5 separate regions of the Homo sapiens genome follow, and regions 1, 2, 3 and 4 are each linked to region 5. The links are chromatin loops, found by intact Hi-C in ENCODE. Cell type or tissue: GM12878. All regions are shown on one strand.

Region 1 (5,000 bases), 500 kb after region 5:
AGCCTCGGGCCAGAGTTCCAGGGGCTCTGGGAGTGGCTGCCAGGTGAGTTGAACAGTCCGATTTCCAGTGGGGTCCCGCACAGATGGGACACGGCTTAGGAGGAATCCTGGGCTGCGGGCATTCCTTGGCCTGGTGGTCAGATTTCTGGCACTTGAAGCAAGCTCCTGGGGGAGGAGGTTCTGGAGGAACGCCTGGCTGCTGCGGTTCAGGTGTTTGGAAGTTCTTGTGTGCTGGAGATGTGGCTGGGATTTGTCTCAGAGTGGAGGCAAGGAATTGCAACTTTTTTCTATTATTGTACACCTGGAAGGCGAGGTTAATTAAATCCTGTTGTGGGGTTTGAGGGCCGGAATTTAATTTTTGGAGTTTTATTTAATGTCAGGAGCAGATTGGGTAATAAAATGTATATTGAGAATAAGACGGCCTTTTGACCTTTTAGGGTCTAGGGCTGTAAAGCGTCTCAGGGTTGCTGCCGAACGAACCATGAACTGGGCTGGGTTTTTTATATTTGATGAAAAAGAGCCTAAACGCTATCTGATTTGGGGTAAAGAAAAAGGAGCATTAACCTTGACTATGCCTTCAGCTCCAGCCACCTTTTTAAGAGTAAATTGCTGGGCAGGTGGGGGAGGGCTAGTCACGGAATGAAACCATAAGCCGGACCAGGTGTGAGGAGGGGAGGTGATAAAAGGAGCGGACCAGGGTGGAGGAGCGGAGGCTGAGGAAGAATTGGGACCTAGCTCGGCCTGGTGAGGAGGGGAGAGGTCAGATGGGTCTGTAGAAAAGGAAGATTAGAAAGACTCAGCGACGCTTGGGGTTGGGACTGAGGGGACAGGCGGGAGGGAAAGAAGGAAGATTTGGGATGAGTTGCATTGGGAACAGAGACTAGAGAGGGACCGATGCGTAAAAGAATGCCTGGACGTCAGGCACCTCAGACCATTTGCCCATTTTATGACAAGAATTATTTAGATCTTGTAGGGTGGAAAAATTGAAAGTGCCGTTTTCTGGCTATTTGGAACTACTGTCGAGTATGTATTGGGGTCAAGCGGCATTGCAGAAGAAAATCAGAGAAATGCAAATCAAAACCACAATGAGATACCATCTCACACCAGTTAGAATGGCGATCATTAAAAAGTCAGGAAACAACAGGTGCTGGAGAGGATGTGGAGAAATAGGAACACTTTTACACTGTTGGTGGGACTGTAAACTAGTTCAACCGTTGTGGAAGTCAGTGTGGCGATTCCTCAGGGATCTAGAACTAGAAATACCATTTGACCCAGCCATCCCGTTACTGGGTATATACCCAAAGGATTATAAATCATGCTGCTATAAAGACACATGCACACGTATGTTTATTACGGCACTATTCACAATAGCAAAGACTTGGAACCAACCCAAATGTCCAACAATGATAGACTGGATTAAGAAAATGTGGCACATATACACTATGGAATACTATGCAGCCATAAAAAAGGATGAGTTCATGTCCTTTGTAGGGACATGGATGAAACTGGAAACCATCATTCTCAGCAAACTATCACAAGGACAAAAAACCAAACACCGCATGTTCTCACTCATAGGTGGGAATTGAACAATGAGAACACATGGACACAGGAAGGGGAACATCACGCACCGGGGACTGTTGTGGGGTGGGGGTAGTGGGGAGGGATAGCATTAGGAGATATACCTAATGCTAAATGACGAGTTAATGGGTGCAGCACACCAACATGGCACATGTATACATATGTAACTAACCTGCACATTGTGCACATGTACCCTAAAACTTAAAGTATAATAAAAAAAAAAAAAGTTTACATTTTGTATTTTTATCTCTTAATTCCATTTTTTTTCCAGGAACATTTTGAAGTCCCCTCATATACAATGAAATGATAGATTTGTCAACACAGATAAATCTCAAAAACACAATAAGTGAAGAAAGTAAGTTGCAGATGGAAATAATATGTGATGGTCAAACAATCTAGATGTTTCCGTGAAGGTGTTTTTGGATGAGACTAACATTGACATTGGTGGACTTTGAGTAAAGCAGGTTGCCTGCGTGCCATAATGTGGGTATTCTCATCCAATCAGTTGCGGGATTTAACAGAGCAAAGACTGAGGTCCCCTGAGAAAATAGGATTCCACCAGCAGACAGCCTTCAGCCTTGAACTGCAGTGTCACCTCTTCACTGGGCCTCCCAACCTGCTGACACTTTGATCTTGGACTTCTAGCCTCCATAACTGTGTGAGCCAATTCCCTAAAATAAATCTCTCTCTGTACACATTCTATGGTTATGTTTCCCTGGAGAACCCTGACTAATACACAGTATAACACAATTTAACATAAAGTTTAAAATAATGCAAAATAGTCCTAGGAAAGGTTTTATACATATGTAGTAAAACTTTCATGGGAGTGGTAAGCACCAAATTTAGGGCAGCAGTGACCTCTGGGGGGGTGGGGGTGGAATTCAATCAGGACAGAGTACAAGGGGAGTTTCAATTATATCTAAAATCTTTGATTTCAGGTTTTAAAAAAAGGTTTTTTAACAAATAACACTGAGTTGACAATGCTGAGTATTAGGTGGCTTTTTATGTGTTAAAAATATTTCATAATTAAGAACAGAATGAGATCGATCGCATAAATAAAATCAACTTGGAAAAGAAAACTAGCACAGTGGCTGATACATCTTGGGACCCTGACAGACACAGGGAGAGACTGGCTGGGACAAGTTTGATGGAGAAGGCAGGTCAGAGCGAGGGCAGGCGGTATGGAAGTGTGGCCTTAGGGAACAGTGGGCGGGGTGACTGCAGAGGTCATGTGGACGCAGTCCCAGTCACCCAGGTGGCTCTCCAACAGGCCCTGCGTGTTTACCCGAAGGTGGCCCTGCACAGACAGTTATCCCCGACTTTCCTCTGACAAGATATTTCCTGGGCACTTGCCAACATCAGAGGAATCTAAGTTCCTCAGAAATTCGCGTGGGACCTGTTGAGGCTTACGGCAGATCACAGGTGCTCCTTTCCTATCCCAGGCGTGGCTGCTGCAGCAGGTACTGTCACTGCTCTGACCCATCCTCTTTTTTTTTTTGGAACTATTTTTTTGTGTCCCCACGTTCCATGTGCATTCACTCCCCACAGCTGGGCCCTGTGGCTCATTTGTGGAGCAGTGCCCTAGGGCCCCAGAGCTTGACTTACTGGCTCTGTCTGACAGCTGGGGGCATGAAAGCCCAGCGCCCTGGCTTGGGGGTGGGGCAGCCCTGAGGTGGCTCCCTTGCTTGGTCTTCCCTCTGTGTCCTGCCTCCCTGCCTCTTGCGGGTTTCTCCAGGAGCACTTCCATACTACGTGGCCCACAAGAGAACCCTAGGCTTGGGCTTTGCGTCTCAGGAATCCAATCTAACATAAGTGTTCTCCTCAGCCTCATGCTTTTCCTCCTGGAAAACCTCAAGGTCAAACTGTTTTGAGCTTTAGTCTGTCGAGAGTGGACCCGGGCATACAGACTCTGGAATCCAACTACCCACGTTAAAGGTTTTGTCTCTATCACTTCAACCTGTGAATCTTGGAAAAGTTATTTAACTGGTGCTGTGTATCAGTTTCCTCATCTATAAAAAGGAATCATACAAGGAATGGCCTCATAGGGTTTTTGTGAGGTTAAATGATTTAAGATGTGCAAAACCCTCAGAACAAATTCTGGCATATAGTATGTGCTCAATAAATTCCAGTTTTCTTAATCTCCACTGGAACTAAGGGACACTTACGGGCAATAAAGGGATAGATATGCTTTACCCCTTGGCCCAGGCTAATGTAACGAAGGGAACAAACTATTCTCTGTTGTCAGAAACATAACCTCAATTGATTCCAGTGGGACGTAATGGACAGTTTAGTGTGTTGTTGCCAGGATGGATGTGTCTGATGTCCTACTGGAAGAATCATGAAAGAATCCTCAACCTTACACTGCCTGAAATGCCACCCCATTCTCCAACCCCAAGCTGGCTGAGGAGCAGGGAGGTGGGATTCTGGTAAGTAGAGGATTAGGAAGGGCAGGGAAATGCTCACTTGATCTTGTGTGAACATCAGCAAAAAGAAGGTATAGGACTCAAAGTGTTAGGCTTGGATTGGGAAACCAAGGTTCAAGTCCTGGCTCTGCTTTTCACCAGACATCGTATTTATCACTGCTGAGCTTCAGTTTCTTTACCTGTAAAAAGGAGGTAATGACACCTGTTCTGCTTATTCTAAAGGGAGGCTGTGAGGATCTAGAGGATACAGCTACGGAGAACATGCTGGGTTCCTTGAGCTGCTAAGCACTGAAGTCCCACCAATGGTGACGAAGGTCTAAGGAGAACATTGCAATTGCACAAAATGATCCTTGGAAATTCTTTAGAAGGGCACCATCTTGGAGACCCAGAATCAATAAAACCAGCATGGCTGGGAGTTTTCTCCAGCATTTGAATAAATTGTTGTTTCTTTGGTTGAACCATGATGAGATAATTGGCTTAAACCAGGAGTCATGCATGGTATCTGGAAACTTCCTCACTTGAATCACCAGCATCATACTCAGCATGCATAATCCTCTCATCATGAGAGGCACAGGGGAAATGAGCCAGCCTGTCTGGAAAGGAAGCAAATGCATGCTTTCCATCTCCCACTCAGTACTGGACATGAAGCTATGTCATCACCACTTAATGCCAGCACCACTTAAATGATGTTTCTCTCTCTCTGCCCTGTACTTGCTGGAGGCACATGCCCATATCACGTAGGGTGTCAGGGCAGAGAGCTCTTAGGAAGAGCTGAGCTGTGGGGACTTCCTCCCACGCAGAAGAGGGAGGCCTCTGCAGAATTCTCTGCCATGTGCTTCTAGGCTTCCTCAACTCAGAAATTTTATTATAGAGTTTTAGAATGTGAAGAGCTCTTGGAAATCATGAAAGATGAAGAATCAAGATGGAAGTTTGATGGCTTGTCCCAGGCCCCAGAGTGGACCCTTTGCTTTTTGGAATCCAACAGCAAGGACTCATGGG
Region 2 (5,000 bases), 110 kb after region 5:
TAAGGACTCAGGGTCAGGGTCTCACAACTCCTCCATTTCATGTTTCATTTACATTGTCTTCGTGCTCCAGCAGCAAGGCTGACATGTGCTTTGGGGTAGGAGCCTGGAGTATTTCTGCCAGATGGTCTGAGGTGACGTATACTCCTAGAGCCCAAGTGACCACCAGAAGGGACATGTGAGACAGCAGGCAGAGGCCATACATGGAGGATCACACTCCCTCAGACGTCATCAGCCCCATGCTTTATCCTTTGACTCCCCCTGATCCTCAAGGCCAGGTGGGGTGCCCCTGCTGCATGCTCCAGAGAACTGTGGGCCTCTCCTACCATGGCTCTCAATGCACTGTTCCATAACTGGCTTCTCCCCTGGACAGAGCCACCCTGGTCTCCTTGTAAGCTTTAGTTGGGCTTGTCCCTGAGTGTGTGGGGTAGGAATAGGAGTGTGTTCTTGTGTATGTTGCAATCTTTAGGCTCAGGAGACAAGGAGTTAGACCTGAGTCCTGACATGTGCACTCATTTGTACTCACCATTACATTCTATTTAATTGCTTTGAGCCAGACAGGCTGTTTTCTTTACCATGAAATATACTAATCATTCAAAAAAGCCTTGTGTTTAAGAAGACAGCAAAAAACATCACTTCAAAAAGGCAACTTTTTTTTTTTCTTGGCATCAATGAATATGCACTTCAGAAATCTACAGAGAACTTTTTTCACTTTGTATTTGTTCCACAGCATTCTAGCCAGGAGTACAAAATAGGAGCTCTTCAAGCAGCACATGAAGATGGCCCAGGAGCCTTCAGCCATCCAGAGCAGCAGAGCAGCACCTAAATCTCCACACACTTCCCAGTATAACCACTAAGAACACACTAGACCCTTGGCATTAGGGGATTTATCATTTCCAGTTCTATTATCTGGGAATGACTCCAAGGGTTTGTGACAAGCTTTTGAAACGTAAGTGCTAAGACGAGTGTGGACAAGTCACTGAGCTAATGAAGAATAGACCCACTGTCTGCTTGGCTCTGCTATTTTGTACCTGTCTTCACATGTGGGGAAACTTCATAACTGTGCCCACAAATCAGAGAAATTCGCAAAGGACTAGACAATGTATTGCCTGTGAACTTCAGAGGCAACTGGAAATAGTGCAACTGGAAATCAACTAGCTTCATACATAGGCGGATTTGTTTCCAGGGACCAAAAGCACAGAAGATAAGAAAACTTTTCAGGTGATGGCCATATTCTCATCATATCCTCTCTGTGTGGAGTCTGCCTGTTGTCACAAAAACCTTGACCCTACATCAAGTTACACCTTAACAAAGGGAAGATACAGGCATCAGATAAAAGGTACTTGTTTGAAAGGCAGCCATAAGGGAGAACTGAACTTAAAAAAAAAAAAAAAAAAAATTCCAAGCTGGTTTCAACAGTACTTTGTTTCCAGAACAAAGAAATGTTTCTAACCACATCTTGTACCCCTTCCTCATCAACTCCAGACTACCACAGACCTTTTTCCAAAACTGTGTGTCACACATCCAGGTCTTGTGCTTTAGAGCTGCCTCTCAGGCAATTTTAGCCAGCCATTTCTCCAAGTCCTGGATGTCAGCAGAGCCCACGTCCCCTCTTCCACCCTTGGCACTGCACTCCAGGAACTCCACTTTGAGGGGCAACTGTGAGAATTCAAACTCTTTGCCTTTCTTCCCCAGCTGAGCAGGGGCAGTGCTGGAACTGTCCAGTGTGCTGGGGGCAGCAGAACGGGTAACTCGTAAGGTGTTGCTGTGGGGCAAAAGGAAAGAAGTCAGGAGGCAAAATTTTTATACAGCAATTAAATCATATTAGTTTCTAAACATTTCAGCACTCATTTAAAACTTAACTATAGAATTGCCAATTATGCTATTAAGATTGTTGAATAATCCTTTGCATTTATAAGTCCCTCTCTTGGACAGAGAGGTGAGGTAGGTGGGGCGGGCTGGGGGGGTCAGACCTCACAGGGCTAGAAGGCAGGTCAGCAGTAGACCAGGTCACACCAACTTTCTTTCAGCCCAAGGCCCCCTTCTAAGAGGATCTACTGAATGAAGCCGTCTAAAAATATATTTTTAAAATACATGCTTTAAGTGTTATAAAAACATAAGTTTCTGAAAGTTAAGTGTGGGTAGATAGGGTATGTATTTTTATCTTGAGTCTATTTGGATATGGAGTTTAGAAATCCACCAACTCCAGATTCTCATATCTAACTAGGGCAGAATTACTATTATCCAACCTCTTTAACCACCAAAACCTTCCCAATGTAAGTCCCCTTACTGCCACCTGCTGGCCCTAATAAAGGGTGCATAAGCAACACTCATTTGTCGGCCTCCCCTTCCCCTTTCTGCTATCCAGAAGCAGAGGAATACATGCTGCCAATCTTCTTTCTTACAAAATAAAGCATTTCTTGTTCTGTAAAGTTGCTTCAAAATTAGTGAAGAATCCACAGGCAAAACTAAGCAATACCTTGTTTAGGAAGGAACACACACACACACACACACACACACACACACACACACTGTAAAAGTATTTTTAAAAAACAATACAAAACTGGATATTGCTGACCTCTTGAGGGAAAAGCTTTTGGGGAGAAACAGGGGCCTTCTAGGCATGGTGGTGAGTACATAGGTATTCATTTTAATATTTTTTAAGCTTAATGCATGTGACATATATACTATTATAAGTAAGATATTTTACAATAAAAATTTTTTAAGGAAAAAAGTAAAACATGTATTCAGCTTTTGCCACAAGGCCATGTAAATATAATATACCGTGTTATTGAGAGACTATGAAATGCCTCTAAGCTAACAGGGCCTAATTCTCATAAATCTGAGATTAAAATTAGTCAGATTCCGAATTTTAACTGATGTTAACCTTTACAATTTGTCAACATTTTGTTTCACTGCCTTTTAAGAAAGCATTGCCTTTCAATGCTTTTAAAAAAGGATTGGCTTCTGTATTGTTTTTCTCTAAGTCTATAGAGTGAAAAGCAAACAGCCTATGGAAAACATGTGTTTTAACCACGGGAGACTTGGACTGTACTGTTAAAAATAACCCAAGACTGATTCACAAATAACATTATGACAGTTTTGGCTTCCCCAAAACAATTCCCAACAATTTCAAGAGAATTTTTAGAAAAACCCAACCATCCAATTGTTCCAATGTCCTTATTAACCTAATGGCAGCAACAGATACAATCCAAGAGAGTGAGCATCAAGAGCACAGGAGGACAGGGTGATAAACTCGCAGCTCCAGACGGGAAAGGAACCACTGAAAATGGCATAGGCAGGGCTGGCAAAATTGTTCTGCAAAGAGCCAGAAATTAAATATTTTGTCGCATATTTTTCTTCTGTTTTTTACCTGCCCTTTAAAAATGTCGATTTACTCTTGGCTTGCAGGCCCAGGCAGGAGTTTGCCAATGCCCGAAGCTGACTAGATTCTACCAGACTCTAAGCTCCTGAGTACAGGAACACATTTCCTCCTACAGCTGCTCCCAACTGCAGTCTTGGCATCCACTAGATGCACTACAGGTGCTTCTTAAATGAATAAGGGAGTCAGTAAGTCATAGTGGGGAGAAAAGTTTCTAAAAGTTGAATTTATACAGTTTTTCCTCATCAGATCCTTTTCAAGGCCTTACACAAAAGCAATAAGAAAACATAACTTGCTTTACTATAAATGTTGATCATTTCTTCTACACCAGCTTTTGGCTAGCTCTTACAAATTGGCATAACGCAGAAGACATGCTAGATGCCTTAAAATTCAAAAGCTTATAGCTCAATTTACAAACCTTGAAACACTCAAAGCAGGATATATAATATTGCCAAGTATTTTAACAATCTAAGAAGCTATAATGTAGTATCAAAGACTTGTAGTCTTCCTCAGTGTTCTGTTCTTATTCTGTCAACAATAATTTCCAAAGTGGCTTTTAAATGTTTTAATTTCTTTTTTCCTGATTCTCAGTTTTTATTTTTTATTATTTACATGCATCCTTAAATACCACTTCACAGGCATTATTGAGTGGTGAACAAACACTTCCACTCACTGAAATAACACCGTTCTCAAGTTGGCATGTAAACTTTTTTAGCTTCTAAAACCTTTCAACTATAAATGATTTAGTAACAATGGTAAAATAAATTAAGTTTATGGTTTCAAAAAAATCTTCTTTCCATGAAATTTTAAAATATCTATAAGCACCCTAGTAAGTTTTTGTGATTCCATTATTTTGTAAATTATTTAACAAATATTTATCACACTAATCTTCAGTCTATAATTGTGATAATCACATAAAACCAAACAAAAGAAACATGAATATGCTGCTTACAGTCTAAGTGTTAAGATATATAATTAACCAACAGGCCTCTTTCACACTTACAGTTCTTTCTCCAGCTGCTGTTGAATTAACTTTGCTGATTTTGCCATTGCAATATCTGTAAAGAAATAAAGACACTGTTGTAGTTTAAACGAGAATGAGTTTTTTCCCCAAGACTTCTTACACAGAAGGAAAATTCCTATTTAAACCAGTAAGTTTTTCTCTTTTTTTAAAAAAAGACCTTTTATCACTAGTTCCTTCTCTATCAAAGTAAGCTTTATACTTGCACTAGGGGCTTTCCCAAGATAATGCTTATAAACATATTATGCTGGTGACCCTAAAACTGACTTTAGCTTTCCCTAAAGTTCTCCACACCTTATAGACCTTTCAATTCAAAACATATAAGTTTACTCAGTTTAACAGAAAGAAAACCTACCAGTGCTGTGATTATGAGAAGTGCCTTCACATGCCAAAAGACAGTGCCCTATCTGTCATTTTAAAGTAAACTTAGCATGTTTCCAATTGATCCTAAGACGGTATGTTTAAAGCATTAAGTGTACTAAAGGTAAGAAACAAGCTCTGGTTTGGCACAAAGCCCATGGCAAATAAACAATAACTCCCTTCCTTATATTCAATCAGGGAAATAAAGAGGTCAGGTAATGACGCTAATTGCATTCCCAA
Region 3 (5,000 bases), 1.2 Mb after region 5:
AAAACCCTTAATCCTTTTAAAGAAACCAAAACCAAGTAAGGACAACACAGAAATTATCTTGATAAAAGGAAGTTTCAAAAAGAAATGGATTTTAGAATTTTAAAATAAAAATCTTTTGCAATTTTATTAAAAGAAAATGAATACTTTACAAAAACCTTGTTATAATACAGGGGACCACATTTTTTTAGTTTTGTTCTAGCATATTTTCAATGTCAAAGCTTAATCTTTAGAAAACTTAGAAATAATTTCTTTAGAATTATAGCCAACTTAATCACACACAAAATTGTTTTCATAAATTCTCTTTTCACGAACCTTATCATGACATAGGCAGACCATTGAAAACACGCTTGGACTTTCTGCTTTGTCCTGTATTTCCTCTTTCTTAAATAACCAGTCATTTTACATTAGGACAAAACTTTATCATATGAGATTCTTTCTCATACAAAATTATTCTCTTTTCTTTTTAACCTTCCTTACCAAAAATGCATCTTCATATCCATAACCTTCTTCATATTTTTCTCTCCTAGTTACTTGTTCCTTTTTAATCTTGTTTCTTTCTCCTTCCTAAGTCCATATTTTGAAACAACCTTTAAGTAACCTACAAATTAGACAAAATTATTTTTTCTTTCTCAATAAAGAACACATTTTTATAATAATTTTTATAATAAAGAACACTTCTTATAATTTTTTCTTATCAAAAACACATCTTATTTTTGGCACATTCTATATATAAAATTATATATAAATATTAATTAGAACTTTTAACTCTCAGTAACCTTACATTTTAGTGACAACCTCGACAACAAGAATCTTTGCTTGTCACATATCAGTGTCTTATAAATGAAAACCATTTTATAATCTTTAGAAACATGTTTTCTTATAATATGTTTACCTTAATTGGAAATGACCCAGACATTTAATAGTATCTATTATTTAATTTAACATAGCTTTAAGATTTCAAATTACATGAAAAGTTCCTCTAGAGGTGTATCTCATTGACAGTTATCTAATTTATTTATTTTTAACAGCTTACCTAGAATATTTATGAAAACTGAAATATTAGACAAAGCTAGTCAACATTTCAAGTTATTTTACTGCTAACCACGTTTATAGTCTGTGAATATCAGATATTCACTTAAGTAAGAAGCTTAAAGTTAAATTTATGGATATTTTGCCAAAAACTCAGAAGATGGTTGTTCTTATTAAACTAGTCTTACATGCTAAAAGATCTATTCAAGTGATATGAATTTACAAAGTATTTTGGCTTACTAATTGATGAGTGCTTATTTATTTATAAACCAATTTGGTACCATGTAAACAATATACAAATACAGACATGTGTACATGTACATATAAAAATACAAACAGATGCAAATAAAGATTTTATAGCTTTGCTTTTAAAATTTTATTCATGAGTCAGGTAAAACTCACCAGCTTAAAAGAACAGTTGAATTAAATTGTGCCTCTGTAAATACAACAAGTTAATCTGTCTTCCATGGCTGAAGATCTTACCGAGTACAGTAAATTTACATCTCAAGGCACAGAGACATAATTTAAGTTTTCTAAAAGGCCAGTGAAGTTTTATATCTGCAAGGGACTGTGAGGTCTAGCAGCACATTTAAAGAGTATTATCTGATATTTGGTAAAAGGTTTAATCAGGTTTACTTCCACTTTAATGGAGGTGGCTGTATGTATTTTACTAATGTATATGGAAGACCACAAATGGTTTGGCAAAGCTAGCAATAAACCATAAAATGTGTTGATCATTAGTACCACTTTAGAAAAAACTTGTTGGATCTGTATTTTTAGAATCTCAGTAGTTTCATTCTCATTCTGCAGTTGTTCCATTTGCTCCTTCTGTTTTAAATTTAAATACATTTTAACTCCCTTGAAAGAAGTAAATGAGTCCATTGTGAAATTCCAAAAATCTCTGCCTAAGAGATGTATGGGAGCCCAAGGAACAAGCAGAAGGGAATGAGTTCATATAAGAGAGAAGATGAAAGAACAGGGGTAGACAAGGAGGAGCCATGGGGAAGAAAGGGAGAGAGCCTTCTAAGTATTTTTCAACTAATGTACAATGGTTTGAATGGTTTTAAATATCCTTTTGTTTACCTCTTGAATGGAGGCATTTTTTTTTTTCAAAGAATTTCTTTTAGAAGCTTCTAGGTGCTGTTGGAAGTAAGTCTCCCATTCAATCTGGCTCCAAAACCAACTTTTTCCATTTGTGTGCACAGATAAATTATTTTAGGCATTTTCAAAACATCCCCATTTTGGCCACTGCTGCTGATGACCATCCTGGGTTAGATGGGTCCACTTATCCAAGTACTTGCAAGTAAAACAACATGAAACCAGCTAGTGTCAACAGAGGTGGTATACCTTCAGTCTGGATGCATTTTCCTGGCTGCTTTGAGCAAGACAAGCTCTATAAGGGGTCAGGTGTGCTGACTATGAATCTTTCCTCTGGGGATTTCATACAATGGGCTGAAAAGAGTTCTTATGTGTCTTGGACTCCCAAGTCACCTCCAAAGAAGGGTCGGGATGCTCGGGGCAAGAGATGATCAGTCCTTCTAAAGCCTACAAGCTGAGCAAAAAGTGAACAGTTTGGCCAGAGGGAGTAAATGTCTCATCTTTGGAGCAAGAGTGCCCTCATGTGATTGAGAAGGAGAAAACTAAGGAAAGATTGTCTCACCTAGCCTCCAGGGAAACAATTCACTGAGCTCCTATTTTATTCTGCCCTAAAATTCCCAATAAAACCCTTCCCTTGAATTGGTAGCAGTAACTCTTGTGCTGAAAGAGTCATTGTACCTCCTGGCCAGGGAGGAAACTAGCTTCAATAAACCAGAACTTCAGCCAAGATGTGAGGGTTCCAGGAGGAACCCATCTGTAGCACCCAGCAGGAGCATTTAAATTTGGGAACACAATAGGTTCATTACTGGTACATGCATAATGGTCAAAAGCCACATTGGATGATCCAGGGAAGTTGCTCTGGAATCCTGCTGATTATAACAGAATGTTGACTGAAATTAAGGTTCTTAAGGCAGAAATAATTTGATAAAGTTACTTTGGAAGCCAAATGTGAGGATCAACCCAGGAAGACACACCAACAAAATTGGGAGGGTTCCAGAGTCCGTTACAAGTTAGAAGGCTTTTGTAGGAAAATTTAGGAGAAGGGAGGGGGACTACTCATAGGAGTTGTCCTTTTTCATTGGCGAGTACAATATAAAAGTTACAATAATTGGATACAGATTGCAACATATAGGCTAAAATGTCTATGTACAAGACAACCAGTAAAACTTTGTAATTTGAAAACAAATCAGCATCCTTTTCAGTGTCAGTAGGGTATGTCTTTATTAGTACATTAACAATTAGAGGAACTCATAAGGTTCATTACTGAGGGACAGGATGTCACCATGAATTATAAGACCTTCCCAAGGTGGGTTAATTTGGAAGCCTGTTTACTTTTAAACTGTCAAATGTTACAGTCAAATGTTAAACTGTCAAATGTTGTAGCTTATCACACCTTACACCTGTTAGACTGGTTATTATAAAAAAAAAAAAAAGATGAAAGATAAGTGTTGGCAAGGATGTGGAGAAAAGGAAACCTTTGCACACTGTTTGTAGGAATTAGTACAACCATTATGGAAACAATACGGAGGTTCCTCAAAAAACTAAAAACTTAACTACCATTGGATGATCCAGCCATCCCACCAAGGGGTATATACCTAAAAGAAATGAAATCAGTGTGTTGAAGAGATATCTACACTTCCATGTTCATTGCAAAATTATTCGCAATGGCCAAGATATAGAATCAACTTAAGTGTCCATTAACAAATGCATGGATACAGAAAATTTAATATATATATATATCTCCAATGGGACAGTATTCAGCCTTTAAAGAAGAAAATCCTGCCATTTGCAACAACATAAATGAAACTGGAGGACATTACACTAAGTGAAATAAGCCAGACACAGAAAGACAAATGCCATATGATCTCACTTACATGTGGAATTTAAAAGAGGACTCACAGAAGCAGAGAGTAGAATGGTGGTGGTTACCAGAGGCTGGTGGTGAGGGGGGGCTGGAGGATGTTTGTCAAAGAATACAAAGTTTCAGTTAAACAGGAGGAGTAAGCTCAAGAGATCCATCATACAACGTGGTGACTACAGTTAATAACAATATATTGTGTACTTGAAAATTGCTAAGAGAAACTTTAAGCATTCTCACCATAGAAAGTATGTGAAGTAATACATATGTTAAATAGCTTGATTTAGCCATTCCACAAAATATACATGTATCAAAACATCATGTTGTATTCCAAAAATATATACAATTTTTATTTGTCATCTTAAAAAATAAAATAATTTTTATAAGGAAGTCTGGTGCTTTTTGCCTTTTGGCGTCAGAATGTAACAGACATATAACCATCAGAATATAACCATCTCCATCGACTGATTTGACTCGGGTTCAAAATGTAATAGCCAGAAAACAGTGAAGAAACACTATTTTTTAGGACAATGGTAGTCATATGTATTTAAGGATGCAGATATGCCAGTGATTTCTGTCACAGAGAGGCCCTAGTTTTGCTGGATATCAATCAAAACAGCCTTCAAAGAATGAAATATACATGTCAGGCTTGCCAAAAAAATGTTTAGGGTCTCCCTACTAAGTTACTTAGAAAAGAGAGTTTAAATGAAATAGTGCATTTTCTGGATCCCTGGGAAACAAAACATAATCAAAACTAGTTTATTCATTTGGATGTCTACAACTGCTATAAAGTGAACTACTATTATCTCCGTTTTCAGATGAGGAGACTAAAGTGCAAGAAGCCAAATAACTTGCACAACATTTTGCCAGAATCTAAGCTATGGCAACCATATAACAACTCGTTCCCTATCTCCTTTTCCTGGTCTCCTCCCTACTGGAACAACTGTCTCAGACCAGTGAAATGTGCACACTTTGACCTGTGGCCTTAAGTGTCTTCTTCACAGTGCCCAAGGAT
Region 4 (5,000 bases), 550 kb before region 5:
GTCAGATTTTGTCAACCAGGGCTTCGAAATCTCCGTCTAGGACTGGCTTGAGGATGATGGGCACAAGAAATGCTAAGTTGCTGTTACAGGGTAGCTTTCTTCAATTGTCTGTACCAAAACACCCAAAAAGGAAAGTATCTGGAGAGGGAGGCCAAGAGGCTATGTGGCCTATTGGTTCCTGACAGCTTTCCAGTTTAGAGCCTGCATATTGCTTTTCTCTGTGGGAGGCACCATGCCTGGCACTGGGAGTATAGCAATGAACAAAGTAAGTGTGGCCTCTCCCTTCATGGAGCCTTTAGTTGGGGAGACAGGCATTAAACCATTAGCCATACAAATACATGATTTCAATTTGGGGCGTATGCTAGGAAGGAAAAATAAAAGATGTGACTTAGGTTGGGTTCCCAGAAGCCAAGCCTGAGGCAGAGATTTCTTGTGCAAGTGATTTATTGAGGTGCTTTCAGAAGAGTCCTGTAAGGTAAACAGGATAGGGCAGGGAAAGAAGCTGAGCCAAGATGTGGTTTGAGCTGAAGTCTAGCTTCAGTCTGATCCAGTGGGATTTCTGGCCCATGACGATGCCAAGAGTTTTCTCACCTTGAGGCAAGGGGTTAGGCCTTTGTACTGAGTATGAATTGGTCAGTCATTGGCTTGGCCCCTCCCACAATCCCCCAGTGACAGCATAACCTCCCAGGCATTGCCAGGTGACACGCCTCTCCAGAGGACACTCTGTAAGAAGCAGCCTCGGCTGCTTGTGTCCGTATCCCTTGTTGAAACTCTGGAAACACTGAATAACTAAAATCTCTTCTCACAGCTGTGAGCCTTTGACAGCCAATACACAGTAGCTGGGGGAATGGGTACCAACAGTACTGCTGCAGTATAGGAGAATGTGACTGGAGGGGATCTGATTTATATTGAATAATCCAAGGGAGACCTTGTGATTAGCAGCTTTTATAGCACATAATTTGAAATACTAATTTTTTCTCTGAATTTTTTTCCAATCTCCAAGGAAGTAACCAGGTCCTGTGTGCTTCCCGTGCACATCAGGAAGCGGACATGCTTAATAATAACCCTAGTCCTTGTTTGGGAAGCAGGGGAGGGTGGGAGAGAAGAGGGTCTGCAGACAGGAACCTCTTAGGAGTAGTGGAAAGCTGTGTTCCACTCAGTACCACAGTGAGATGGTGAACTTCAGAGTTTCATGGTTTGTTGGGTGCTCCAGAGGAAACCTGCACCTCAACACTGAGTCTTCCAGAAAAGGCAAAGACCTCCAAGCTTGGAACCCCCTCCTACAAGGGCCCCCTCAGACTTGGCAGTGAAGATAATAGCAACGACCCAGATAGACTGAAGAGTAGAGGTCTTTACCCATTTTTCCAGGTCATTCATGAGTGTCCTAAATGCTTGCAAGACCCTAAGAAGGGGAAAGGACACCCCAGGGACCACAGAATTAATTTCTGCTTGCAGTGCAGCAGAGTGAGGCCAAATGGACTTAATTTGCTTTGAAAAAAAGAAATGTGCTATCTCTTGTACCCTCCTTGAGCTTGTGACCCAACACCCAAAGGATGAGTAGTAGTAATAAGGGAAAGAATTGGGAGATGAGGATTGCTTACAGAGAGAGCTAACTGCATAAAGCCAGGAGGTAGGACTGGCATTATAAGCAAGGTGGGTAGGCAGGTGTCTGGCTAAAAAAAGTTTTTCTAAGTCATTGAAAGGTTCTAACTAGAGAGAGTGGCCTGATCAGATTGGATTTAAATATATATATATATGTATATATCACTTTGGAGATAAGAATAGAAGTGGAAAGAAAAATTAGAAGAGCTTTGCTTTGGCTCAAGTGAGAAATGATGGTAGTTTGGATTGGCAAGATAGAGGTAAAAGTAGAAGGACTTGAAATATTTGTTCGAGGTGGAATTGTCCAGACTTGCCCAGTGTGAGCACTGCCCTCATGACCCAGGGGTTAGATCTCTGAGCTAGACACAGGACTAAAGTTACAGCCCCTAGTCTCTGGAAACAAGGTCTGAGTCCAGGGGCTGCTCATCCTTTGAAACCCAACTTAGACTCACATCGTAATAGTATCGTAACGATGACACGATGGTTAATCAAGCACTTCTATGCACTTTAAACACATGAGTTCCAGCCCTGACATTCACCTTTTAGGTGGATAGCATTGTCCTTATTGATCAGGAGATGGTGACTTAAATGATTTGTTCCAAGTTAACATTGAAAGACTTATTCCAGGCTGGACACGGTGGCTCACGCCTGTAATCCCAGCATTTTGGGCGGCTGAGGCGGGCAGATCACCTGAGGTCAGGAGTTTGAGACCAGCCTTGCCAACATGATGAAACCCCGTCTCTACTAAGAATATATTAAAAACAAAAACAAACAAACAAAAAACTAGCCGGGCATGGTGGTGGGCGCCTGTAATCCCAGCTATTTGGGAGGCTGAGGCAGGAGAATTATGTGAACCCAGGAAACAGAGGTTGTAGTGAGCTGACACGGTGCCACTGCACTCCAGCCTGGACGACAGAGTGAGACTCCGTCAAAAAAAAAAAAAAAAGACTTATTCCAAGTCATTCAAATAGTAAATGGATTCCAGCCTAGGTTGTCTGATCCCAAAACCCATGTCCTCTCCCAGGACCATGTTACCTTTCCTGTAAAACTTTCTGTGACATGGGAAGAAAATCCTACCAGAATACTTAGAACTTTAAAGTGTGTACCTTGTTTCTAAAATTGAGATAAAGAACTAGAAGCATTTTTAATAGGAGCATGGGAGTCATGAAACATTTAAAGATTCAACCTTTTATCAAACTCATATATAATGTTGTCACCATGAGTCCTGTTGTCACTGGATTTTATACGAGATTAAATCTCTGTAGTTTCAGATTTTGATGCATTTGAGAGGATAGTTTAATGTCAATGCTACAATACCCAGCAGGGGGCGCTCAATTCCTTTTAGAAAGTTTGAATCACTGGCTGATTGTTAGCTCTGAACGCTGAAGATTCTCAATACGTGTGATCTTTCGCTTGAAAGTGATTCTGCATACCTGGGCTGCCCAAAGTGCTAGCTAGCGGTTATGTGAGGAAAGCACAGCCTTCCTGGGATTCTGGCCAGCCAGGCTTGGACTGAGCAGCTCACCTAGTGGGCTCCCCACTCATGCTTTGTCGGGGGCAAAGTGAGGGCACCCAAAAGTTGAGGGCAGTTCAGAACTTTTGGTTAAAGAAAAAGAGGTCTGGAACCAGGAATTTTGCCCACCTGTGTCCCCAACTTATAGTCAGGCCTGGGGCTCTTTCATTAAGCTGTTTCCCAGATCTTTGCATGAAATCGTTTGGATAATTTAGGCATCATCCAGGAATAATCCATTAGGCTCTAGAAAGACTGTTTTTCTTTTTAAAAAAAAAAAAAACAAAACAAAAACTCTTATTCATGTACAGATTTGTTAATACAGGGACACTGTTGTCACAGGAGTTTGGTATACAGATCATTTCATCACTCAGGTACTAAGCCTAGTACCCAGTAGTTATTTCTCCTGATCCCCTCCCTCCTTCACCCTCCTCCCTCAAGTAGGCCGCAGTGTCTGCTTTTCCCCAGTTTGTGCCTATTGGTTCTCATTATTTAGCCCCCACTTATGAAAACATGCAGTGTTGGCTTTCTGTTTCTTCGTTAGTTTGCTAAGGATAATGGCCTTCAGCTCCATCCACATTCCTGCAAAGGACCTGATCTCCTTTTTAATGGCTACATAGCATTCCATGGTGTATATGTACCACATTTTCTTTATTCAGTCTGCCATTGGTGGGCATTTAGGTTAATTCCATGAAAAGACTGTTTTTCAAAGCTTCCTTTCTTGATTTGGCCCCGCTTTACCCACAGTTATATTTGTTCACCAGTTTCTCACTCTCACTGTGCCATACGCCATCAGTGAGCTCTCGAGGAAAGACTGGGTAGTGGCAGGCCTGAAAAGGCAGCTGGGTGGTCTCCTAAAGGGACTTCATACCTTGTGGCCTTCCTGGCCCAGATGATGGATGGTGCTGGCCTCTGCACCGGAACCAGCCTGGACCAGCTAGCTGCTCAGGCGTGCAAGCAAGGCAGTTGCCCTGGGCCTGCACTCAAAAGGGCCTGCATTTGGTATAATGCTCCGCTTTTGCTGTCTTGAAAGTGTTAATAATTTTTTAACAAGGAACCCACATTTTCATTTGGTACTTGGCCCCATAAATTGGGTAGCTGATCCTTGAATCTATGGTATCCATCAGGGTTCCATGCTGGACAGTGACTAAACCCAGCAAATGCCCTCACCTTAGAAGTGAGAATTCAAGGGACTGTGGGTGTTGGCCTTTGGGGTGACAGAAAAGCAACCAGGGCCAGGAGGAGCGACAGGGAGAATGCTGGGTCAGACCCCCGGGCTTGCCAGAGTCCTGACAGGGGTTCAGGTCCTCGAATGATCTCCTAGGCAGTTGCTGAAATCGGTTCCTCAGCTCAACTGAACCCTCTGTCTTTTTTGCCTCCTGAAAACTAGCCTCACTGACCATGGGAGGAAGGAGAGGTACAGAACTTGAGGTGAGGTTATCACCCAATCTCAGGGCATGTCCCTGCCTAAATTTCATCTGGCTCTTAGCCAACTACTATATGAACTTGCACTCTGTCACCCTGGTCACAGCAATGCAGCTGTTGCAGAATCGAGCCTCTTGAGTGCTGCAGGTGTGAGAAACACAACTACAGAGCTGGGACCAGTGGTTACCCCATTCCTTCATTAGTTCTGCTCATTACTATAAGGATTTCCACCTAGATTTTTATTTTAGTTTACCAACTGGGTTGAACCATATGAAAAAGCTGTTTTTATACATCAAAAATAGTCAGATAATTGCAATTTCCTGTTTTCAGCTAATATTATTCTTACCAAGAGCCAACTGTGTGTGTATACAAACACACGCACACCACACACAAACCGGATTTGATGGGGGTGGGTGGGGGGAACAGGCAAAGGGTGGAGAATTTGAAAACAACCAAATGACTC
Region 5 (5,000 bases):
AGCAAATCCAGAAGAAATACATCCTATCTTTCGCAACCACAGGAAGTAAATACCTGGAAGAAAGGTCCATCTCCTGCCAGTAGCACCAGACACCAGATTCATTATAACCTTTCATCAGAGATTAAATATGGAAACAGATCCTGGAAAAGCCCTTGGCAAATCATAAATGAGAGGAAGTTTTTCTCCATGGCATACCCTGGCCATTCCTCCACTCTCCAGCCACATCATGTCTCCAGCCCTGCTACAACTTGACAGCAATAATAATAACTAAAATGTGCACAGATCTTTACAGTTTACCAAGCCATTAACCCATTTAAAACACTTCTTTAATCAGTAAATCAGTGGGGAAAGGCTTGGCTATGCTGTGGTAACAAACCTCTCGAATCTTAGTCACTTGACACAACAAAAGATGGTATCTCGCTCACAGAACCTGTGGTGATCTGGGTGACTCTCAGGTCAGTGGCTCAGTAGTGCCCCTCTGCCTGCTCAGGGCCTGGAGGATTGGCCTGAGAGCCCCCCCAACCAGTGTCTCAGTAACTCAGACTGTTTGGAACCTGAGGTACCTCCATTTCATTATAAGCTGCCATGATGGATGGGGCAGGGGAAGAAAGTCCTGGAAGATCCCGCACTGCTAAGCAATGCTTTGTCCCAAAGTAACGCTCTTCACTCTGCTCCCAGCCTAGCTGCCGCAAGAGCGGAACAGAATATTCTGTGTGCTCAGGAGAAGAAAAGAGCAGATATGGTTGAGCACTAAAACCCTCTACTGTGGGTAGTGAACCTAGGTGGACACAGTTGCTCACCGGGACACTTAAACCAGCTTTGCGGGGCTGTCGGGGTTGGGAAGCACAGTCTGGAAAGATTTCCCAATGGAGGAAGCACCAATTGTGGGTCCCTGAAGCTGAGGGGATGATGCCCAGGCAAGGCCGAGGCAGTCTGCAGAGGGCTGGGGAGGTGGGAAAGACGATTTTGCTCAGAGGAGGCAGAGATGGGGTGGTGGCTGAGAGAGATGCAGGGTCAAGGAAAGGATGGCTTCAGAGAGGAGAGATTTGCTGGGGCAAAAGGCCACAGGATGGGGAGGCTGCGGGGTCCAAGAGGACAGCTGATGGAGCGAGACCCTGCAGGCAAGGAGGAGATGGGGTGACTCATGGCAGAATCGCACCAGAGTTCCCACAGCCCTGTGCGGCCACTATGACTAGTCCCATCCTGTACATGGAGAAAACGAGGCTCCTTCCAGTTGTCCCTCACGCCTCCCTTGATTTATGTACTACCTGATGTGTATAAGGACAGGTGGTGACAAACACATGGTCCCTACCCTTCAAGGACATATAATCCAGAGCTAAGACAAGACCTTAACACAGGGCAAAGTACTATGCTCTGAGTTCATTTGATGAGCGATGGGAGAACGGGCTTGATCCTAGCCATGCGGGAGAGACTGGAATTCAAGAGAGTCAAATGTGCTGGGAAAGACTTTCTGGGCAAAAGGAATAAGCAAAGGTGTGCAAAGGTAAGGAAGCAGGAAACCTTTGCACATCTTGAGAACTCGCCGGCCAGAGGCCTGTGAAGGAGCGCAGTGGTCAGGCAGGAGAGGCAGTCGGATGCAGGCTGAGACCATCCTGGAGGGTCTTGAGGCTGGCTTACCCCAGGCTGTGAGTAGTGGGCTCAGCCTAGTCCCGGCTCCTGGGTTAGTGCTCACGTGTCTCTCTGCCCCCTCAGGGCCTGGAGGAATGGCCTTAGAGCCCCCACCAACCACGCTCAGGAAGGCATTCCTAGCTCAGAGTACCCTCCTGGAGTCTACACTGGAAGGGGCTCCTGAGTGGGCCGCGCCACACCCCGAGGAGCAGAGGCGCAGTCCTCCCGCGTGCTCCCAGCACACTCCACCCCTACCCAGCACACCCACGGGGCCCCCACCTTGCTCACCTGGGGGGAACCACCCACTCTGCGCCCTCTCAGGGAGAGGTGGTGGCCGCTGCTCTATCCCCTCCCTCTCTTCCTCTTCCACCTTCTCTCTCTTCTCATCTGGGTGCTGGAACCCAAGGGTGAAACTGAGAGTCAGAAAGTCTCAGTCTCAAGGCAGAGCGGGGCAACTAATTTAAAACGGCTTCTACTCCGGCCCCCAGTGTGACTAATCTCCTTCTCTTCGCTCCACAGGTCTATAAATGGGCCACAGTAGGCACCCCTTTTTAAATCTGTAAAATCCCCAAATCCATTAAAAGTGACTTCAGAGGTCCCAGATAGGGACCAACATTTGTTTAAACCTTTTCCTCATTACATCTCATGACCGCCAGCTTACAAAAGAGAGACTGGGGGTTCTGGATGAGACGTATGCAATCCCTGAGTCCACCTTGGAAAGGACAGAGGCAGGTGTCACACCGTTCCTCTTTGACCCGAATCGCTTGAATCCCAGAGTTTCAACAGCTCAGGTGGGTTGAAGGCTCAGAATGTACCAGACATCCGAAGCGCTTTACATACATTTGCTCCTTGAATCTTCACGACAGCCCTGTGAGATGCAATAATCATGCCATTCCACAGACGAGGAAACGGGCCCAGGGGACTGCGGTCTCGGCTCCTTTCCTCTGGCTTTCTCAGAAAAGGCGCGGAGGCCCCCGCCGGGTGGGCGAGGCGGGGTGGGCGGCCCCTTGCGCCCTGGAGTCGCATTCCGCCACCAGGGGGCGCCGCCCCTCCGCCGCGGCCCGGGGAAGCCACCCGCGGAGGCGCCACGCCCAGCCCGCCCACGGGACGCCCCCGCGGCCCCACAGCCAGCCGGGCGGGACTCCACCACCCGGCTCAGCGCGCCTCCGATAGCCCGCTTCCCCGCCGGGGCGCCCTCGGGCCTGCGGGGCTCCCCGCGCCCACCGCACGCACGCACGCACGCCTTCCCCTACTCGGAGGGCCCGGCGGCTGAGCCCACCGGCGCCTGCTCACGGGACACAGCCTCGAGAAAACTTCCTCTCTGACTGCCCGCGATAAAGCACCGTTTAGTCTATTTATGTTTTCTGCACGAAAGTGTATTAAACACGTTAGAGAACAAGAGGAGTAGAGAGTAAGGTGCCACGAGGCACCGAGAGGGCCCGCGGGAACACACGGCTTCCTCAGGCTCTCTGACCGGCCGTGAGCAGGGTGGTCCCCGGCCGCATTGTGGGGCCATTCGCACCCAGAAGCTGTCAGCCTCCCCACTGCGTCACTGGCACCATCTGGGAACCATTATTCAGCCACTGCAGGGGGCTAGGTAGCCTCTGCTTCCTCCTTCCAATTCCCAAAACCTTCACCACAGCACCTCCTGGGGCCTGGCCCCGAGATAGGCTTGCATGTCGGAAAGAAACTGTTGTCAGCATTCCAGGCACTGTCCACCCCGGGAAAGGGGCAGGTACCCATCCCGTCACAGACTCAGGTACCCGGGCAAGCCGGGCACCAGGCCTATAGAGGTGAACAAGACAAACAGAAGGCAGACAGACAACCAAGAAAGCATCCAAACTGTGGCTGCAATTGGCTGATCAATTACAGGTGCAATAGTGCCATGAAGGAGAAGTGCAAACAGACAGACAGATGCCTGCATGGAAATGCAGGGGGAAGCCGGTGTATGTGGTGGATTAACAAAGGTGAAAGAGGCCCGTTCCCTAGGGATTGGAGATCTGGAGCAGAGATGAGCTCTAACTGTGCCTGGAAGGATAGGGTAAGTTTGTTGACAGGGGCCTTAGAGAAGGTGTTCTGGGCGGAGGGGACTGCAGGAGTGAAGACTCAGAGATGAGAAAACTGGACCATGTTTGCCTGGAGGGCAGGGTGTAAGTAGCGCCCCCAGTTGCAAGGTGCCTCAGGCAGAGCGTGGTGAGTGGTGGATTCTAGAGGGAGAGAGTGTATCATGTACATCTCCTTTAGTAACTAACAGGGTGCTGCTGGTGGATGATGGGGCGTCGCTGACAGAATTTTAACAGAGGCAAGATGCAACCAGATTTCAGGGTGTAAAAGGCCACTGGGGCTACATGTGTACTTGGAAGAGGGAACCTGGCTGGCAAAGGTCCTTAGGAGGGAGGCCTACTTGTCATTATGGCCACTGGGATACTAGAGTAGGAGACGTCAGAGCCGAGGGCAGGACCAGCAAGCAGCAGGAGCATCCCAGGCACCCACAGGCTCCTGGCAGCCAGGATGAGCCAGCGCAGAATGCAGGGTTAGCAAAAGGCCATGCGGGAGCCCATCCCAGCACCAGAACTTGCCTTGTTATAAAACAGGCATTGGAAACTGGCTGAGCCTGGGCCCAGCACAAGAGTTCTAGTTGGCCTACAAGATATTTGCATGTCTTTAAGTTAGCTCCAAACACTGGGAGAGTTTGACTGGGGTTTTCTCTTGAAAAACCCTGGTGCAGCATTCCAGCCCAAAAACAATGGATTGGAGCTGAGTAGAGGGCAGTCCTTCAGATGGACCCTGTCCTCTCAGGGTGGCTGCGGTTCCCACATCATCTGCCTGGCCCTTGTAGGTATTTAAAACTTTCACACACACACACACACACACACACACACACACACTCAAAAAAGTCAAGTTAAAACACCAGAAATCCAGGTGGATGTTGGAAAAGACAAGCCCAGAAGGAAAGAAAGGCTGTTTGAGAAATAATGACCAGGGAAGATTGGCCGTGCTTGAGGATGGATGGGCAGAAGATGTGAGGAACAAGTGGTGATCGCCAGGTGACTGCTTGTGGCCTGCTAGAGAATCAAATCCAACATTGAGCTCCTCGTCCTCCCCAAACCTCCTTTCACTGACTTTCCTGTCTCAGTTAATGGCATTCCAACCTTAGGTGATTAGACCAAAAACTTGGAGACAATAGAAAATAAGCTTTAAAAAGACTTTTTAAAATCTGCTTTACTGACATATAGTTTATGAACAATGAAAAGTATTAATTTTAAGCCTACTTGCTGTTCAATGAGTTTTGACAAATGTATACAACCACACAACCACCATTTTAATCGAGATATAGAACATTTCCATGACCACCAGAAAATTTCTTGATA

Evidence for each region. Peaks named below come from ENCODE experiments on the same cell type or tissue, not always from the same donor. Only the 100,000 strongest peaks of a DNase experiment are listed, where the experiment ranks them.
Region 1: a loop joins it to region 5, with 7 times the contacts of the local background. A loop is called at or near these places in 2 of 110 quality-filtered maps.
Region 2: it touches region 5 in a loop (10-fold over the local background); 91 of 110 quality-filtered maps call a loop at or near these places.
Region 3: it touches region 5 in a loop (23-fold over the local background); 33 of 110 quality-filtered maps call a loop at or near these places.
Region 4: it touches region 5 in a loop (5-fold over the local background); 20 of 110 quality-filtered maps call a loop at or near these places.

What each region holds. Positions count from the first base shown.
Region 1 is chr3:133,426,559-133,431,558 of GRCh38, reverse strand. All of the region lies in intron 1 of BFSP2 (beaded filament structural protein 2), which reads right to left. It overlaps BFSP2-AS1 (BFSP2 antisense RNA 1), which reads left to right. Exons shown (of 4, transcript NR_189064.1): 4 at 4,224-5,000. Among named protein-coding and RNA genes, the nearest start is that of BFSP2, 29 kb to the right of the region's middle. In GM12878, a CTCF peak has its summit at 2,440; no DNase peak of the experiment used is centred here.
Region 2 is chr3:133,816,315-133,821,314 of GRCh38, reverse strand. SRPRB (SRP receptor subunit beta) reads right to left here. Exons shown (of 7, transcript NM_001379313.1): 6 at 4,383-4,437; 7 at 1-1,762. The coding sequence ends at 1,549. Among named protein-coding and RNA genes, the nearest start is that of SRPRB, 13 kb to the right of the region's middle. In GM12878, a CTCF peak has its summit at 2,290 (motif pointing left); a DNase peak (open chromatin) is centred at 2,334.
Region 3 is chr3:132,728,922-132,733,921 of GRCh38, reverse strand. NPHP3-AS1 (NPHP3 antisense RNA 1) reads right to left here. Exons shown (of 11, transcript NR_002811.2): 3 at 478-598. Among named protein-coding and RNA genes, the nearest start is that of NPHP3-ACAD11, 9.0 kb to the right of the region's middle. In GM12878, a CTCF peak has its summit at 2,652; no DNase peak of the experiment used is centred here.
Region 4 is chr3:134,472,055-134,477,054 of GRCh38, reverse strand. No RefSeq gene overlaps it. Among named protein-coding and RNA genes, the nearest start is that of ANAPC13, 11 kb to the left of the region's middle. In GM12878, a CTCF peak has its summit at 2,918 (motif pointing right); no DNase peak of the experiment used is centred here.
Region 5 is chr3:133,925,399-133,930,398 of GRCh38, reverse strand. It overlaps C3orf36 (chromosome 3 putative open reading frame 36), which reads left to right and starts at 587. Exons shown (of 1, transcript NR_161373.1): 1 at 587-2,254. RefSeq lists a silencer at 2,429-2,958. In GM12878, a CTCF peak has its summit at 2,655 (motif pointing right); no DNase peak of the experiment used is centred here; H3K4me3 peaks cover 877 bases.